Linked DNA regions of Homo sapiens: region 1 is linked to region 2. The links are chromatin loops, found by intact Hi-C in ENCODE. Cell type or tissue: ascending aorta. All regions are shown on one strand. Each heading gives the region's core, and the rest is flanking DNA. Links, peaks and the distances in the headings are about the cores only.

What was found. A loop is a pair of places that touch in the nucleus more often than their neighbours do. Peaks named below come from ENCODE experiments on the same cell type or tissue, not always from the same donor. Only the 100,000 strongest peaks of a DNase experiment are listed, where the experiment ranks them.
Region 1: a loop joins it to region 2, with 5 times the contacts of the local background. A loop is called at or near these places in 8 of 110 quality-filtered maps.

Annotation. Positions count from the first base shown.
Region 1 is chr2:74,258,713-74,263,712 of GRCh38, forward strand. It overlaps SLC4A5 (solute carrier family 4 member 5), which reads right to left. Exons shown (of 31, transcript NM_133478.3): 11 at 3,425-3,520; 12 at 876-931. Among named protein-coding and RNA genes, the nearest start is that of MTHFD2, 63 kb to the left of the region's middle. In ascending aorta, for the core only: a CTCF peak has its summit at 3,015 (motif pointing left); a DNase peak (open chromatin) is centred at 2,979.
Region 2 is chr2:74,141,260-74,153,480 of GRCh38, forward strand. BOLA3 (bolA family member 3) reads right to left here and starts at 6,653. Exons shown (of 4, transcript NM_212552.3): 1 at 6,562-6,653; 2 at 3,930-4,044; 3 at 1,013-1,101. The coding sequence starts at 6,615. BOLA3-DT (BOLA3 divergent transcript) reads left to right here and starts at 6,722. Exons shown (of 3, transcript NR_045636.1): 1 at 6,722-6,964; 2 at 7,091-7,219; 3 at 7,439-11,130. It overlaps MOB1A (MOB kinase activator 1A), which reads right to left. Exons shown (of 6, transcript NM_018221.5): 6 at 11,269-12,221. RefSeq lists a silencer at 6,394-6,873 and an enhancer at 6,407-7,066. In ascending aorta, for the core only: a CTCF peak has its summit at 6,728 (motif pointing left); a DNase peak (open chromatin) is centred at 6,742; H3K4me3 peaks cover 2,380 bases; H3K27ac peaks cover 1,275 bases.

The sequences.
Region 1 (5,000 bases), core at 1-5,000, 110 kb after region 2:
TCACAGAAAATGCCTGGCACAGTGTAGTGCATGTGGTGTGGAGCTTAAATATTGATTGATTTTGTTACTGTTGTTATTAATTTATTTGTGCCCGGGACACTGACATGAGGGGCTGACTTTGTTTTTGCCTTCCACCAAACTTAGGGGTGGCTGGAAGGCCTGGAGGTCACCCAAGCTCCTGAAGGCTCCTCGCCAAGTCTCAGGTTTCCTTTGTCATCTTTCTTCCTACTCCTGGGGAGATAGACAAGGGGACCATGGGGCCTCCTGTCCTTGAGGTATGCAGGAGTTGGAATTAAGGGGGCCTCCTCTGGGCTTCCCCAAGGGGCACAGTCACAGGATTCTGGGGCTGTGGGCCTTAGAACTGGACCCAATTTGTTTGCAGAATTCTGATCTCATCACGAGGGTTTCAGCCCAGTTCATGGGAGACCACAGGAAGAAGATGCACTATTGGACAGTCTAATTAACTACCACTGTTCTCGCCACAGGGAGATTCTTTTCTGTCTCTCTGCCAGCCCCAGTCCCTATCCCATCTTTAAAGGTGCTTGTGGATCACAGGATAGATGAAGCCATGTGTGCTGGTCTTCTCTCTCCAACAAATCCCAAGCTCAAGGACAGCTGGCGCCTCATTTAATCATGTTCTCTGTCCCACACCCCCAGGGCCTGACACAGAGCCAGCACCTGGGACTCCGTCATTCCCCGACTACTGGCCTTGGCAAAGTCCCCCAGGCAGCCCAGAGTCCCCACTGGGGATCTTCCTGGAACTCCCACTCCTTTGTAGGAGTGGAACTCTGCCCATAGGGGATCCCTGCTCCTGAAACCAAAGACTTTTTCCTGCCCTGGCCCTCCATTGCAGCTAAGTGCAGGGGTTTTACTACCTGGTCTGTGTTTGGGGTGAGAGAAATGTCATTCATGCTTCTGCTCTGGGCATGACCTAGGAGAAAAGGAAAAGAAGATCCATCAGGGGAAGCCAGGCTCTTGCAGGTCCCTTTCCTATGGGCCCTACTCATGTACCTCTCCCATGTTCATAACCAAAGCAAACTCCCTCCCCCTTAATCCTGCAGTCCCCTTAAACTAGCATCCTCTCACTTTCCTTCTGTTCAATGGCTGCTTTCCTGAAAGAGGTGTTAGACTCCAGTTTCCACTGTTTCCTTCTCCCTCCTCAATCTACCACACTCTAGTCTCTACTCCTCCACCCCAACGTCTTGGATGTCACCAGGCTGTCTACTCTGGGTGTGGCTCTGCACCAGGCCCGGATAGGAGGAGGGACACAGACGCATTATTAGGTGAGGTTCCATGTGTCACTTAGCTTGGAATTTGCTGGAGGGGGAGCAGTTTCACCTCTGTCCTCCATGACCGGTGAGAGTCTTCAAACATGGGCTGGGGATTTAGGCTGGCAGAGGGAAGGAAGGTGGGCTTCCCATGAGAACAGTGATAGCCAATTATTTGAACTGCCCAATAGTTCCTTCCTCTGTTAAGAGAGAGAAAGCCAGCTCTCCTCTCCCACTAGCCCAATCTGGTGGACACCCTCAGACCTATCGTGTCTCGGCTATTGGCCTGTGCCACTCCTGGTGTCCAGAATGCTGCTCCTCTTGGCTCTCCTCCTCTCATTTCTGTCCCAGGATCCTCTCCTGCTTGGACATCCCAGGGCCTTGTCTTTGCTCTCATCCCCTCCAGGTGCCTCAGCCTCTCCGCTGGTCAATCGCTCCCACTCCTGTTGTTTCCAACACCCATTTGGGCTGAGGATGCCCAGGATGGATCTTTAGTCTGACTCCTCTTCTGAGCTGCAGACTCCTTGGAGCAGTCCCCTCTGGCACCTCAAATGCAACTCTTTACCTGCCCCCAAATCACTTTCCTCATGGACACATTCCACTCAATGCCCCTCCCTCCCATCCACCAGCCCTTTAGACAGAAATCTAGGAGCAGCCTTGGGCCCTCCCTCTTCCTCACCTCCTACTTCCCACCAGTACTTCAATTCCACCTCTGTCCCTTCCTCTCCATTCTGGAATGCAGGCTCAGTCTCTGCCTTCCAATGTTGCCCCTTCTAGATTATTCCTACTCAGACAGAAATCCGATCACAGCATGCTCCTGCTTCAAGCTTCCCAGGGGTTCCCATTATCTTCAGAATAAAACCCGGGTTCTTTTGCTGGGTGCACAAGGCCCTCTTTGATTTGACTCTCTCTTCCCTTTAACTCCTGCACTTCCTGTGAACTGGACTAATGTTTTTATTTTCATAGCTCCAGCTCCTTCTCTTCCATCCCCCAACCTCCTATTTGTTTTGTTTGTTTAGAACCCCCTCTTCCTCCTCCTTGCTCCTGGAAAACTTCTATTTATGCTCCAAGACTCAGTCAGTGTCTCCTCCTCTCTGATCCTTCCCCTGTGCGCTGTGTTCTGCATGCTGGGCCACCTCATGGCGGGTGCCCACCTTGAATATGACCTGGTTCACACAAAGCTGCAATCATCCATTCGTGCCTCTTGTCCCAGTGGTTCCCACCCCTAAGCAGTGTCAGTAGGGAGGTGACCTCATATACAATGATAACTGAGTGGAAGGTCTTCCCGAAGCCACTCTGTACCCACTGAACACTGCCACTGGGCATCCCTATGTGGCATAACAAAGCTGGGGAGACTAAGAGGACTTGGGTCATCAGGACAGAGAGAGAAGACTGCAGCAAATGCCTGCTGTGCCCAAGGCCACAGGCAGGGGCTGCATTGCCCCCAAGTCACTCCTTGGGCCTGGACAGGGGTACAGCACTGGGCTGAACTTGTTAACATCTTGGCATTTTAGTAAAAGTACCTGAAGGAAAATAGTCCTTCACTGCTTTTTCTTTTTCACTTCACTTTCTAAGTTCGCTCCTTTCTTTTCCCCAGCTCGCCTGTCTGTGTATCCCTGACGAGGTGCATGTAAAACCTGTCTGTCACCTCTCACCTCAAACCCACACCCCGCCCCCTACCAGCCATTCCCAGAAAAAAGGGGCCGTGACTCTGCCCACATTTCTTCTCCATGGTGGCATGAGACTGCCACCCAGTGATGGGAATGCTGCCTGACTGAACTGAAGGAAAGGACCTTGCCTGTTTTTGATTCCATTTCCAGGAAAGCTTTTCACCAAAAAACAGGGTTAATGTCAGTTTGATGAAGATGAAGGTACAGACTAAGATAAAAACACCTAGAATATGGGAGTGGGTATTGATTACACCAGGATGTGACTGACAGCCTCATTTTTCAGAGGAATGACTTGAATATTATGGTAGTAAATGAGGCCCTGAGAGCAGCCTGGGTTTAGAGTGAAAGTTAGGCTCCTCCTGATGCATGCCCTGAGAATTCTTGGCAGATCCTGGGCTTTGTCTCCCCCACCTATGGCAATGTGGCCATGTCACAGCTGCCACAGCCTGAATAAAGCTGCCACAGAGCGGCAGAGCACACACTCACACAGACGTCCGTAATTTGCACTCTGCCGCATCCGCAGGTCTTCCGTGGAGTGGTGTAGACTCGGGCCAGCACCAGGGCTCCGGGCAGGACTGCGATCTGGGAGGAGAATCAGAAGGGACTTGGCTTCGACAGCCTTGCTGGTGTAGCGAAGCCTCTTGGGTTAGTTCACTTTAACTAAATAAAACTGGGTGGCAAGACATGTCTCTTCCCCTTCTGGGAAGAAATTCTTTTTTTTTTTTTTTTTTTAATTTAAGCAAGTCAATAGTCTGAACAAGATTACAGGCTGGGCACGATGGCTCACGCCTGTAATCCCAGCACTTTGGGAGGCTGAGGTGGGTGGATGACCTGAGGTCAGGAGTTTGAGACCAGCCTGGCCAACATGGTGAAACCCTGTATCTACTAAAATACAAAAAATAGCCAGGCATGGTGGTGGGCACCTGTAATCCCAGCTACTTGGGAGGCTGAGGCAGGAGAATCACTTGAATCCAGGAGGCAGAGTTTGCAGTGAGCTGAGATCGCGCCATTGCACTCCAGCCTGGGTGACAGAGTGAGACTCCGTCTCAAAAAAAAAAAAAAGAACAAGATTAGAGAGAATATCTGTACTGTTGAAAGTGAGAGAGATACACAGTGCATTAAATGGGCACAAGGTGTAGTAGACTGCTTGGGTTCATCCCTGATTCCACCACTTAATGGCTTTGTGACCTTAGGCAAGTTACTTAAACTCTCTGTGCCTCAGGCGTCTCATCTGTAAAATGGAGACAAGAACCGTACCTACACGCCACAGCATTTTTGTGAGGATGAAGTGAGTTAAAACAGGAAGAGCACTCAGAATAGTGCCCAGAATGTAGTTAAGTGCTGAGTATGTATCTGTTGCTATTATGGTATGTTAAACACTTCCCGTTGTTTTGGGAGCGATTTTTTGAGACAAGGACTTGCTCTGTTGCCCAGGCTGGAGTGCAATGGCACGATCTCTGCTCACTGCAACCTCCGTCTCCTGGGTTCAAGCGATCCTCCCATCTCAGCCTCCTGATTAGCTGGGACTACAGGTGTGTGCCACCACACTTGGCTAATTTTTTGTAAGGCGGGGTTTATGCCATGGGGTTTAAGCCATGAGGTTTATGTATTTCTTGTAGAGATGGGGTTTATGCCATGTCACCCAGGCTGGTCGCAAACTCCTGAGCTCAAGCAATCCACCCACCTTGGACTCTCAAAGTGCTGGGATTACAGGTGTGGGCCACCATGTCCGGCCCACTTCCCATTTTTAAGTAATTCATTTAAAGAGGTTCCTCAATGTTTTTAATGTAGCAACTTTGCTCTGGTTACTGTGTTTGTCTGACAGGCTCAGTAGGGCTAGTGTCCCTGGGCATCTAGGCTGGGATACTGATAGTGGAATGTTGGAGATTTGAGATGTGTACATGCAACAAGCCACTCTCTCTAAATGGCCCCAGGTCCTGCTAATCAGAGTGACATCAGCCACCAGATCTACAAGCCCTGGCACTCTTGAGATAAGCCCAGCCCCTTCTACCACCCTGATGTGTTCCATTTTCTGCTGAGGCTCTTGACCTCTCTAGGGGGT
Region 2 (12,221 bases), core at 4,207-9,206:
AAGATGGATCCCAAAGGGCACTGGTCCACAAAGGGCTGACAGGTTGCAGGGTCAGACAGCAGAGATGTCCGTTTTCAGGACACAAGACGGAAAACACCGACAGCCAAAAAAGGGGGCCGGGGAGGGTGGGGGAACGGCATTCATTCCCTGCTGGGGAGGGAGGGGAGGCAGCATTTGAGCTGAGTGGAGGACGGGAGGAAGGGCAACCCAGGCAGAAGGTCCAATCTGGGCAAAGGCCCAGATAGAGAAAGAGAGAGACCAGCGGGCAGAGGCCGGCTGGGAGGGTGCACGCAGAGAAGGGTGGGGGGAAATGCGTGAACAGCAGTCTAGGACACCTGAACTCAATGCATGAGAGGCCACCGAAGAGACGCTCATTACCAGTGCTGTGCTTTACAAAAATAACACTAGTTCACAATGGCAAGACCTTCCAGAACGATGCCAAACACACCCAGTGAGGGGGCAAATTCATAGGTACAGGTACAAGGGTCAAAGTTGGTATAAATTCCAAATTAAAATAAATATGGATAATATTTAAACTGAGCCTTAGGCTGGTTGAACGTGATGTTCCAGAACCCAAATGTTCTGTCATTGGGTCTGGGGCAGCTGCAGCCATTCTCACTCATGCCATGCATCAACTGACTCATCTGTAAAGCAGTCCCAAAGAGAGGCCAAAAAACCCCTCTTCAGATCTACAAAAACATGTATCTTTTAGCAGTGTCTGTGTTTAGATATACTCATCAATATGTGACAATAACAGTAAACATAGGTAGCATTATACGAGGACATACAAAATCACTATTGGGAGGCCTGTCTTCAATTTTGAATAAAATTCCTATTTGCCACAATGCAGATACTCCCAGATTCGATTTTTCTCAGGTCTTGAGTCCTGTTTCGTGATTGCAGTACTGCATTATTCTCTCCTGCAACTGACGGCAAAAACCACCATCCCTGCTTGGCAGGCCCCTTTGGAGGCTGAAGGCCAGTGGCAAGGGGCACTGTTGCCTCTACTGACCTGATTAACCATCTGGTGCTGCTGGACAGTTCTCTTCTCCTTAAATTCTTCTGATTCAATTTTAATTTCATACATCGCCCCACAACCTCCTAAAATAAACATGATTCAAAAGCATTTCAATTATTAAGTCATGGCAGCCATGGTCCCATATATCCTTGAAGTACTGTACAATCCAAAGGTCTGAATATTATCATTCAGCACAAAGGAAAGTTGCTAAGACCATTAGGAAAAGATCATGGCTTCCAATCTGACCACATGCTCCTCCTGACAGGCTGCCACAATCCAAAATGTGCTCTTCCTTTTGCGAGGCAGCTGCACCACCCAGGGTTACCACTTGTGGGCAGGAAAGATAAGGCACAAAGCATGGACAACCTAGGGAGTGTAGAGTGTTTCCTTTCACTAGGCCAATAAACGCCACGGAAGAGGATGAGAAGGACGGAATTTCAGCGTTCCAGCTTCCAAAGGACCAACAATCAGTGTTTTTGAAGTGCAAAAATACACTACAATTTGGTTTGAAAACTGTGTAATACTGTCCAAAGAAAGGAAAGAACCAGGGGAGCATGAGAGCCAGGGACACAGCAAACATGCTATGCATGGAGCTGCTCGGGGCTGTCTCTGGCACTGCTGGGTCCACAGCACAGCATCCAGGATTTCATCCTGGCTTTTGGGGGGAGAACTTTTTGGTGAAGCCCTCGAGGCAGAGCTTGGTGGGCCATCCACCCCCTGCCTGAGCTTTCCTCCACCTGGCTGGAGAGCTGGTGCTGATGACTGATGATAAACACACAGCTCTAGCATGAAATAACATGGGCAAGAATATGTCCCCTGCATGATTTACAGAGCCAGGCCATTGTGTGAGAGGTGCAACGTACTCAACAGGCTTTGCTCTGCTTCTTTTTTTTTTTGAGATGGAGTCTCGCTCTGTCGCCCAGGCTGGAGTGCAGTGGCACGATCTGGGCTCACTGCAAGCTCCGCCTCCCAGGTTCACACCATTCTCCTGCCTCAGCCTCCTGAGTAGCTGGGACTATAGGCACACACCATCATGCCCAGCTAATTTTTTTTTTGTATTTTTAGTAGAGACGGGGTTTCACCGTGTTAGCCAGGATGGTCTCGATCTCCTGACCTCGTGATCCACCCGCCTCGGCCTCCCAAAGTGCTGGGATTACAGGCGTGAGCCACCGCGCCTGGCCTGTTCTGTTTTTCTTATAATGTGCTCTAGGAGTCCAAGTTTTGGTTAAACCCAGGTTCTCAGCCTCAACTCCCCTTCTGCACTCTGTCCAGGACTGCGCAGAGCCACAGCTGAGTCAAGCTCTAACTCTGCCCTGGGCCTGGGGCAAGTTCAGGACCTGGTAACATCAAGGCCTCAGCATTGCCCCAAGACTCCTGCAGAGCCCTCACCTGATGTACCATTCCAGCAGATTTTTTTTTTCTTTTTGAGACAGAGTTTCGCTCTTGTCGCCCAGGCTGGAGTGCAGTGGTGCAATCTCAGCTCACTGCAACCTCTGCCTCCCAGGTTCAAGCGATTCTCCTGCCTCAGCCTCCTGAGTAGCTGGGATTACAGGTGCCTGCTACCATGCCTGGCTAATTTTTTTTTTTTTTTTGTATTTCTGGTTGAGATGGGGTTTCACCATGTTGGCCAGGCTGGTCTCGAACTCCTGACCTCAGGTGATCCACCTGCCTCAGCCTCCCAAAGTGCTGGGATTACAGACATGAGCCACCGCGCCTGGCCCCAGCAGATTTTTTTTTTTTTTTTTTGAGACACAGTCTCGCTCTGTCACCCAGGCTGGAGTGCAGTGGCATGATCTTGGCTCACTGCAGCCTCCGCCTCCCGGGTTCAAGCAAGTCTCCTGCCTCAGACTCTTGAGTAGCTGGGACTACAGGCGTGTGCCACCACGCCCAGTTAATTTTTGTATTTTTAGTAGAGACGGGGGGGTTTCACCATGTTGGCCAGGCTGGTCTTGAACTCCTGACCTCGTGATCCACCTGCCTCAGCCTCTCAAAGTGCTGGGATTACAGGCATGAGCCACTGCTCCAAAACCCCAGCAGATCTTTAGATTGATTTATTTCCTGTGGTTTCCAGAATAAAATCTACTTTCTAAACTTTCTCCTCAATCCTTGGAAATGTTATGTTCTCAGTAAAGTCAGTGAGCCCTCATGGCAATGCTGAGTGGCAAAGGCTGCCTCTGGGTATGGAGAGATTCAGACTGATGCCTATCCAGCGGCCCACGCCACGGGCCGTTCTGTGTGTACGTGTGTGTGTGTGTGTGGATAAAGGGCCTATCTTCCCCATCCTGTGGATGCAGAAGTTGCTTCTCCAGCCTGCTCCTAACACACTGCCAGCCTGAACTTCTAGGTGCCAGTGGCCACCTGAGAAGGACAGCGCTTGGCTGGGGCTGGTAACTGGGCTTAGGACAGAGTCTCCCCTGAGTCCCGGTTCTGGTTCCAGTTCCACTGTCTCTTCCCTATGAGGAGCTAGGCAATTCCTTTGGCCTCTCTGGGCTCATTTCCTCTTAGGGAAAGTAAAGCAGCTGAAGAAAATCTTTCTGGGGTCCACTCCAGCTCTGATATCCTAGGGTGTCAGAAGAATGGGGGAAAATTAGAGCAAAACCTATTCAAAGTCAAATGACAGACTGTGGACCTCAGCTCTAGGGTGACTGAGAGGGACCTTGTCTGAGCTGAGCCAGGCTGGCAACCTTGAGTCCTCCCAGCTGCGCCTTGTCCTCAGTTTCCCTCTGATATTTCTGAATCCTGACTGCCATCCCATGAGGTGGGGGCAGCCGAGCTCCACCTGTCCAGCAGCAACACATCTTGAGAAGCCACTCACCAGCAGCAAGCCCCCTCCTCCAAGCCCCTGACCCTCTGTCCTTCCAAAGGGCAAAATCTTATCCAAGCGCCGTAGGAAGAGTGAGAGAAACCTTACCTGAAATGTCAGTGACTTTTATAGCTGTAGCTCGTGGAAACTTTTCTTTGAGAATTTGGGTCACTCTGAGCTCCCCCTCAGTCTGAGTGGCAAACATCCGATGGTGAAGTGGAAGCTGCCACAGAACAGAGAGGAAGGTCAGGGCAGAGGAAGATGCTGTTGCCCCTGAGCTGGGCCACTGTGCAGGCCCGCCTGCCATTCCCCCTGCAAGGCAGGCCCCTGAGCCCTCGCCAGCACAGCCATGGGTTATGTCAGAGGGGCTCTGTGGTATCAGGAGTCCATGTAAGTGCCCCAAAACACAGAATAAACTTTTATTGGCGGGGACAGGATGATTGTTAATAACTCAATTTGACTCCAGAGACAAGAGGCCCCAAACCTAATTCAAGAGATGTTTGCTTCCATATAATGTTGTGACACTATTATGCCGATAGTTTTATAGGTAAGGAAACTGAGGCACACAGTAATGTGCCCAAGGTTGAATTCGGTAAGATACAGAGCCAGAAAAGCTGGATAGCCTGCCTCAGATCCATACCACTAGGCCATCCACTGCCCTGGATGGTGGGGCCAAATTCCACACTCCCTCGCCTTTAGGCCTGATTAACATGTCTCGCCCTCCCCAGTGGGATGTGACCTCACAGCCCACTGCTCAATTAGCCAGCTATCCTTCATCATGCACTCCTTCTCACTGGGAGCAAAGTCAGAATTCTATGAAAGAACCTGAAGAAGGAGTATCTGTAGGTTGTTTACCATTGGCAACAACACCCCTTCCCCAATGGCTACCATGGGGGAACCTGTGTTTGTGTTTCCTTTTTTTTTTTTTTTGAGACAGAGTTTTGCTCTGTTACCCAGGCTGGAGTGCAGTGGCACAATCTCAGCTCACTGCAACTTCCACCTCCCGGGTTCAAGCGATTCTCCTGCCCCAGCCTCCTGAGTAGCTGGGATTCCAGGCACCCACCACCACGCTCGGCAAATTTTTGTATTTTTAGTAGAGATGAGGTTTCACCATGTTGGCCAGGCTGGTCTCAAACCCCTGACCTCAGGTGATCCACCCACCTCAACCTCCCAAAATTCTAGGATTACAGGCATGAGCCACCACGCCCGGCCAGGGGAGCCCATGTTTCTGATGGAACACGTCTCAACAGTTAGTAGTGAAGGAGCAGAAAAGCAGGTCGGCAGTCACTTGGCTGGGCTGAGTGCATGCTGAAAAGGCAGACTGGGAATGGAGTGTGGCAGGCCTTGAATGCCAGGCTAAAGATTGTGGACTGTATGGGACAGGAGATGGGACTCCAGGTGATAGAACCCAGGCTCATGGGACCAAAGTAACCTGCAGGAAACAGTGCCTTCTGGAGCGAGTCAGGAGAGATGCCCAAGTAAGAGGCATTACAATGATGGAAGCACCGGGCACTGGTCCCTGACTAGACGTGGATGACAGGTTGGAGGACACTAGGGCCGTTCATGGGTGCTGGTGCTGAAGGTCCCACCCCTCTACCCCTCAGTCCTTCCTGATAGCTCAGAGCAGGGTCCTGTGTCACAGAATCTCAGAGCACCTCCTTTAAAATGAGCTGTGCACTGGCTCTCTCACCACTGGTCTTATAGGCCAGGAATGAGTCCGGCAGCATCCCAGAGCTGACCCCAGGGCAGGCCCTCAGAGGCACTTGGTGCTGGATGAATGAATGAGCAGGGGAAGAACTAGTCAATTAGGGACAGAAATGCAAGACAGGAGAAAGGTCCAGAGTGTGATTGTCTGCCTGCTGTGTGGAGGGACAGAAACTCGATGTTGAGAGGCTGGACAGGATTGCCAGGAGTGAGGGTGGGGTGGAGCTGCTTCTGGGGGCAGAATCTTGAGGGTAAAGGCAGAGAGTAACCAGATGGCAGACAGAATCGGCAGCTACTAAGGGGTGAGAGAGGTGAGCGTTGCAGAATCCTTGGGAGAAGCCTTTCATCTTAGCGGATCTGTGGGCAGCGGCCTTTAGTGGAACAATCAACTGACATCCCCAGATGATCACTGTCCACGCTGAAAGTCACCGCAGTGGAAGAACTTCTCTTCATGCACAGGGCAGGCAGGTTCAGAACCAGGGGAGAAGGAAAATGAAAGTTAAGAGAAAGAATGGTATGAGCTGAAGCAAAGGATGGTTCAGAAAGGGGGAGAGATTAGGAGAGCGCGTGGGAAGTGCCCCCTGCTTGGGTTCTGCTCCGGTAGTGTGGGATTTGGAGGAGGATCAAGGTCAGAGGCCCAGTCGACCTTCCCAAGGCCCCGGCCCCGCTGCAGTCCCTCGCACCCACGCCTTGACTCTGGGCTATGACTCCTGTCTTCTGCTCGGTAAACCAATCCTTTTTTTTTCCTGTGCCCGCAGTATTATGACTGTTCATGTGTCTGTCCGCCTGACCTCCAACCTCCACCCAGCTCGGGAGCTCCCCTAGAGCGCGCCAGAGCTTGAAATTTCGAATGCCGTTGTCGCTGAGTGAATGAATGAATGAAAGAATGAATGAGAGAAAGGAAGAGGAGCCCCCCATTGCCAGTGCCGCGCGCGCCCTCCGGGAGCCAGTCCTCAAGCCCCGACAGCCGCCGGCCCCGCGGTCCCTCCGCAGCTCCCGTCCCGGGGAGAGCAGCCCCGACCCTGCCCACGCTCACCCCGCGGATCCCGCGGAGGAGAGGCGCTGCCGCGGCCGGGCTCCATGCAGCCATGCCCGGCCGACGTGACCCGCCGCCCGAGGTCACTGTATGCCCGAAAGACGCGGAGCGGGGGACCGAGAGCCGCCGCCGTGGGAGAGGCCGCCCCCTGCCGCCCGGAGGCCGTCAGCCTCCCGGCCCCGCCCCGGAGGCCTCCGGTCGCCTGGCTCCGGCCCCACCCCGCCATCCCCTGGCCCTGGCTGACTCGCCACCCCCGACACTGCAGCGCCTGCCGACCTCGGGGCCCCGCCCTCTGCCTTCGCTCGCGCCGCTCTCCTTCAGTCTCCCCAGGGCCTGTTTCATGGATAGGGTCCCCTTGCCCGCGTGAAAGTCTCATTCCTCCTCAGCTCAGAAACACTCCAAGGTCTCGGCGCCCTATACTGGCCTTCCCTCATCCGAATACCCCTCGTGCTCCTGATGTACTTTTCCATTCCCACTCCCTACTCTGGCAGTCTAGCTTCTAAGCTGAGGAGTTTGGCCTTCGCTCCAGGTGCGGGGACTCGTGGAAGGATTTGATTCGCGCTTGAGAAAGATCGCTCCGCTCCTGTAAGGAAGAGAGCGTGTAGGGGCTGCAACCAGAGACACAGTCAGAAGCTCCGAGGCTACCGCGATGGTCCAGGTGAGAATGGAGGGGCCTAACTAAACCAGTGGCGGGAGGGATGGAAGAATGAACTGAGACACTTGGGAGGTGAATGGAATCGAGCGACTGCATGTGGAGGTGTGAGTGGGAAGGTATCTGAGATGACTCCAGTTTCTGGCTTGGACAATGACTTGGATGGAGGGTTAGGTGGGGGCTGAGCAGAGTCCACGAACAGTTCTTAATTTGCCTGAGTTTAAGGTGCCACAGGACACAGCCTAACAGAGGCCCAGGTTGGAGCCATGGACCATGGAGTCATGAGAATGGAAGGGAAGCTGACGCCATGTGGGATGGGGTAGAACTGTCCGCAAATTCGTCCCGCCTCTGGAGTCTTCAGACCAGTCAAGGCCGAAATTCAACCAAGCCTCTCCTCTCTCTAGCTGTTATTTGTTTGCAGCACGCGGTCTGGTGGCACCCTGCAGGATTTACCAGCTTTTTGCCAACATTCTGGCCTATGCAATCAATACGTCCCTTCAGCGTTGCACTTGGATGGATTGGACCTATAGTTGTTATATATGGATATTGTCTAATTTATTTATTACAGTATTAACTGACTCCTATGTTCTGGCCTTCAGAATTTCTCCTTTGGATCAATTACTAGCCTGTCTTACATTTTCTGCTTCATTCTTTTAAAATGTTTAGAGATGATTTGCTAAGTTTTCTTCATTGCTGTCAATGATGCAATTTAAACTGTCAAAAAAATTTTTTCTCAAGCAGGGTAGTAATGGTGAACCATTCCCTTGCTATTCAGACAGCATGGTTTAGATGAGGCGCACCTATCCCCAGCTTTAGGAATGGAAACAGGACCCAAGTCTGGCTAATCAGAGACTGGTTTAGGGTCGGCCCCATGGTCTGAGCCAGACCAATGAGAATTGGTAGAGGGACTTCCTTTTGCAACTTCTATTTTAGAATCGGGGGTATATATGCAGGCTTGTTACAGAGGTATATTGCATGGTGCTGAGGTTTGGAGTATGAACGAATCCGTCCTTCAGGTAATGAGCATAGTACCCAATAGGTAGTTTCAACCCTTGCCCCCTTCCTCCTTCCCCAGTCTTGTATTCCCCAGTGTCTGTTGTTCCCAGACATTGATCTTTTTCCTCTATGTTGCTAAGCTGGTAGAAAGGCTGGAGTTGCTGGCAACCATCTTTGCAACCATGCAGGGAGAACTACTTTGGAAATGAAGCAAGATAAAGAAGAAAACAGATAAAAGGAGACAAATGTTTGACTTTGTACAGCTGGAAACCAGCAATGCTGGAAATGAGCACTGAAGGCAGTTTAATGGGTTTGTCACTTGTAACCAAGTGACCCATGGCAAGCTCACAGATTTGTATTGGCAGAATTCCTCCTTTTCTTTATTTAAAATGGTACTTTTGGCCAGGCAAGGTGGTTCACACCTGTAATCCAAAGACTTTGGGAGGCCGAGGCGCACTGATCACCCAAGGTCAGAAGTTCGAGAACAGCCTGGCCAACATTGGCGAAACCCCATCTCTACTAAAAATACAAACCATTAGCTGGCTGCGGTGGCCTTTCTACCAGCTTTTTGTCTCAAAAAAAAAAAAAAAAAAGGTACTTTTGCTTATCTCTAACCTTCCTCTTCCCCATAATTTAACAGTTGCCCATACTATCTGTTACTCTGAGCTACTCTCTGCCCCATTCTCCTCCTCTTATCTTCAGTTCCTCCTAGGCTGTCAGAGCCATCTGAAATGAAAACATTTAGGCCGGGCATAGTGGTTCATGCCTGTAATCCCAGCACTTTGGGAGGCTGAGGCAGGCGGATCAGCTGAGGTCAGGAGTTCAAGACCACCCTGGTCAACATGGTGAAACCCCATCTCTACTAAAAATACAAAAATTATCCAGACATGGTGGCACATGCCTCTACTCCCAGCTACTTGGGAGGCTGAGGCAGGAGAATCGCTTGAACCTAGGAGGCAGGGGTTGCAGTGAGCCGAGATTGAGCCACTGCACTCTAGCCTGGGCGACAGAGTGAGACTTTGTCTAAAAAACATAAATAAAATAAAATGAAATGAAAACATTTGCTACTTGAAATCCTTCAGATTCCCCATCGCCTACCTACAGGCAAAACTCTCAAGTTCTTTTGTATGATTTAACCACTATCTACCTGTCCAACTGAAATCTACCCTTCAGTAATATTATACTTGCACCTCCCTTCATAAGCTATGCTACAAGTTTGGTTATGCAGTTGCCCACCTTTTAAGGTTCAAGCCTTGTCTTCTCCAAAGAGCCACCTCTGACTGCCTCACAGTAAGCTTAGGGCCCGCAACTTACCTGTAACTTTTGTTGCACTTATGGCCTTTTACAACTATCAATTTATGTATGTGTCTGTTCTCACTGGTTTATAAGCTCCCTGAGGACAGAGCCTTGCTTGAGTCATCTGTCAGCAGCCCAATATGGGACAAAAAGTGCATGCATTGTAATTACTGAACAGAACTGATAGAGGCTCAGCAATTTGCGCTCCATAGGTCTAAGTTTGAACTTTTCTAGAAAAGGATTTGCAGGACGATCTGACGAATCTTGGGCTTCCAAATTAGTTCCAACAGTTCTAGTATTTTTTTTTTTTTTTGACAGAAGCAAATAAGTAAGTTTTACTTTGTGATTAAAACAAAAGTGAAATGCATTTAGTCCCAGGAAATGTCAATCCTTTCTGCATCTTACTTTTTTTTGCTGTGACCTCGAGATTCTCTTGTTCTCTTCAGTTGTATTGGTCCATGATCACTCATAGCTTTCATACACATATATACATCTGAAACTCAGAAAATTCATTAGGTAGGAACTCTTTGGATGCATCTCCTTTTTTAACCTCATTGGGATGATTTTTCGTTGCACCATCATTTTATAGAGCTTCCTAGCACTGCTGAGCATGCAGAATTTTTGCAAATGCAATCCAGAGAAACAGACTTGCTATATACTAGCTATTTGAACTTGTCTGAGCTTATGTGGCATGGTCTAAAGAATACTGAAATATTTCTGGCATACCTCTTAATTGCAGTCACTTTCTCCAGGTTGCTTTATGGATTAAATGAGATAACCTACTAAAGGACTCCAGTAAAAAGCTAAAAAGGTAGCTAGCTTTTGAGGTGTTGTGGCAGACTGGCATCTAGTGGCCAGCGATAAAGGTGCAGACTAGTGTCCACACCTAAGTGGGGACAGTGCAGGCTGTAATGTCCATACCTAGTGGGGACATCAATGGGGTATTTGTCAGAGAAGCTCCATGGCATAGTTTGGACATTGTTTCTGGCTGTGCAGGTTCAAACCCAGAGTCTGGCTCTCCCAAAGATTATCTGAGTTATTCTATTATTTTACAAAGTTTGAAATAGCCATTAGATACCCTTACAAACTTATCATTTTTGTGATTGATTTTAAGTCTACTGAAAATGTCAAAAGAAATCCAAAACTGATTGCTAGTAACTAGGCCAGGTGTGGTGGCTCACACCTGTAATCCCAGCACTTTGGGGCCGGGGCAGGCAGATTGCTTGAGCTCAGGAGTTCGAGACCAGCCTGGGCAACATGGCAAAACTCCATATTTACAAAAAATACAAAAAATTAGCCGGACATGATGGTGTGTGCCTGTTGTCCCCGCTACTAGAAGGCTCAGAAAGAAGGATCACTTGAGCCTGGGAGGCGGAGGTTGCAGTGAGCCAAGACTGTGCCACTGCACTCCAACCTGGGCAACAGAGACCCCAGCTCAAAAAAATAAAATTAGTGTTAACTTGTACTGTTTAGCCACATTCATTAAGTTTTTAATTTTAACTCTACTATCGCACAACCAGGAATGTACAAGAGATCTGGAGCCTGATTTGCATGGCAGGAAGGAGACCACGTATTTTTGTTTGGGATGGGTTTTAGCCACTATCAGAGACATAGTTTGTTTCTTAGGGGTTCGGTCCCAGTAGTATGATACTTAGTTCATTTAGGAACTTCCTTTTTTAACGGCTAAGAAAACATTTTAGCTACTAAATGATATGCAAAGATAACTTTCCAAATTTAAGCTGTACTCAAAAATCCACAGAATCTGCAAAACTCTCAAGTTTCTATATTTAAATAGAAATGTGTGTTGATATACATACTTTAATCAGTCATTTCTTGCTTTCAATATATTTTATTCTGACGAAGTTACAAAAGTAGATACAAAATACTTTTTTTAGAAGTACAGTTAACTGACTTAGAAAAATAGATAAAGCCCCTAAGGATTTTAAAACACAACATAAATTTTTATGTAAAGAACATTTAAAAATATTTTAGATGGTAACCAAAACTAACTTACACAAACTATTTTTGATGTAGAATAGAATGCTGTTCTATAATAAGAAGTCTGTAGCACACTGGTAATCCATTTGGATCTACAGAATACTTGTTTGGAACAGAATCTGATAATGAGAGAAAACTCAAATGAATGTCAGTGCAGTTGCTTCAAAAAAATTACTGCTACCACATGTACTATCATCCCCCAAGGCCTTTTACAGTCTGAAATATCAAAATTGAAAGCAAAAATAGGATGACCAAAGGACTACTATTTTACCTCTTTTCAGAACTCTACAATAGTAGAAACTAAATTCCCTTATGGATCTCAGGGGGAAATAATGTGCCTGTTGAAGGGGCTCAGTGTTTGGTGTCCAGGCTGGCATTTTTCAGGTGAGGGTTTCATACTGACAGGAGGCAGGCTCCTAAAACAAGGCGGTAGCACCAGCACCATGACTAGGGCTGCTTTAAAACAAATTTCTAGGACTTACGCTCTTTGGGCCTGATTTGTTAATGCTTATGAGGTAATGATATTATGTTTGAGAAGCTCTACTTCTAGTATACCTCAATGCTCAGAGAGAAAGCCAACAATACAATCAGGAAACCACAATATTGACAAAACTTAGTACTACCACCAAGATTGTTCCTCTTGCCTTGGCACTACTAAAAAACTTTACCTTTGTTACTAAAGTCATGGTGAATACAGATTTTGCATTTCTCATGTAAG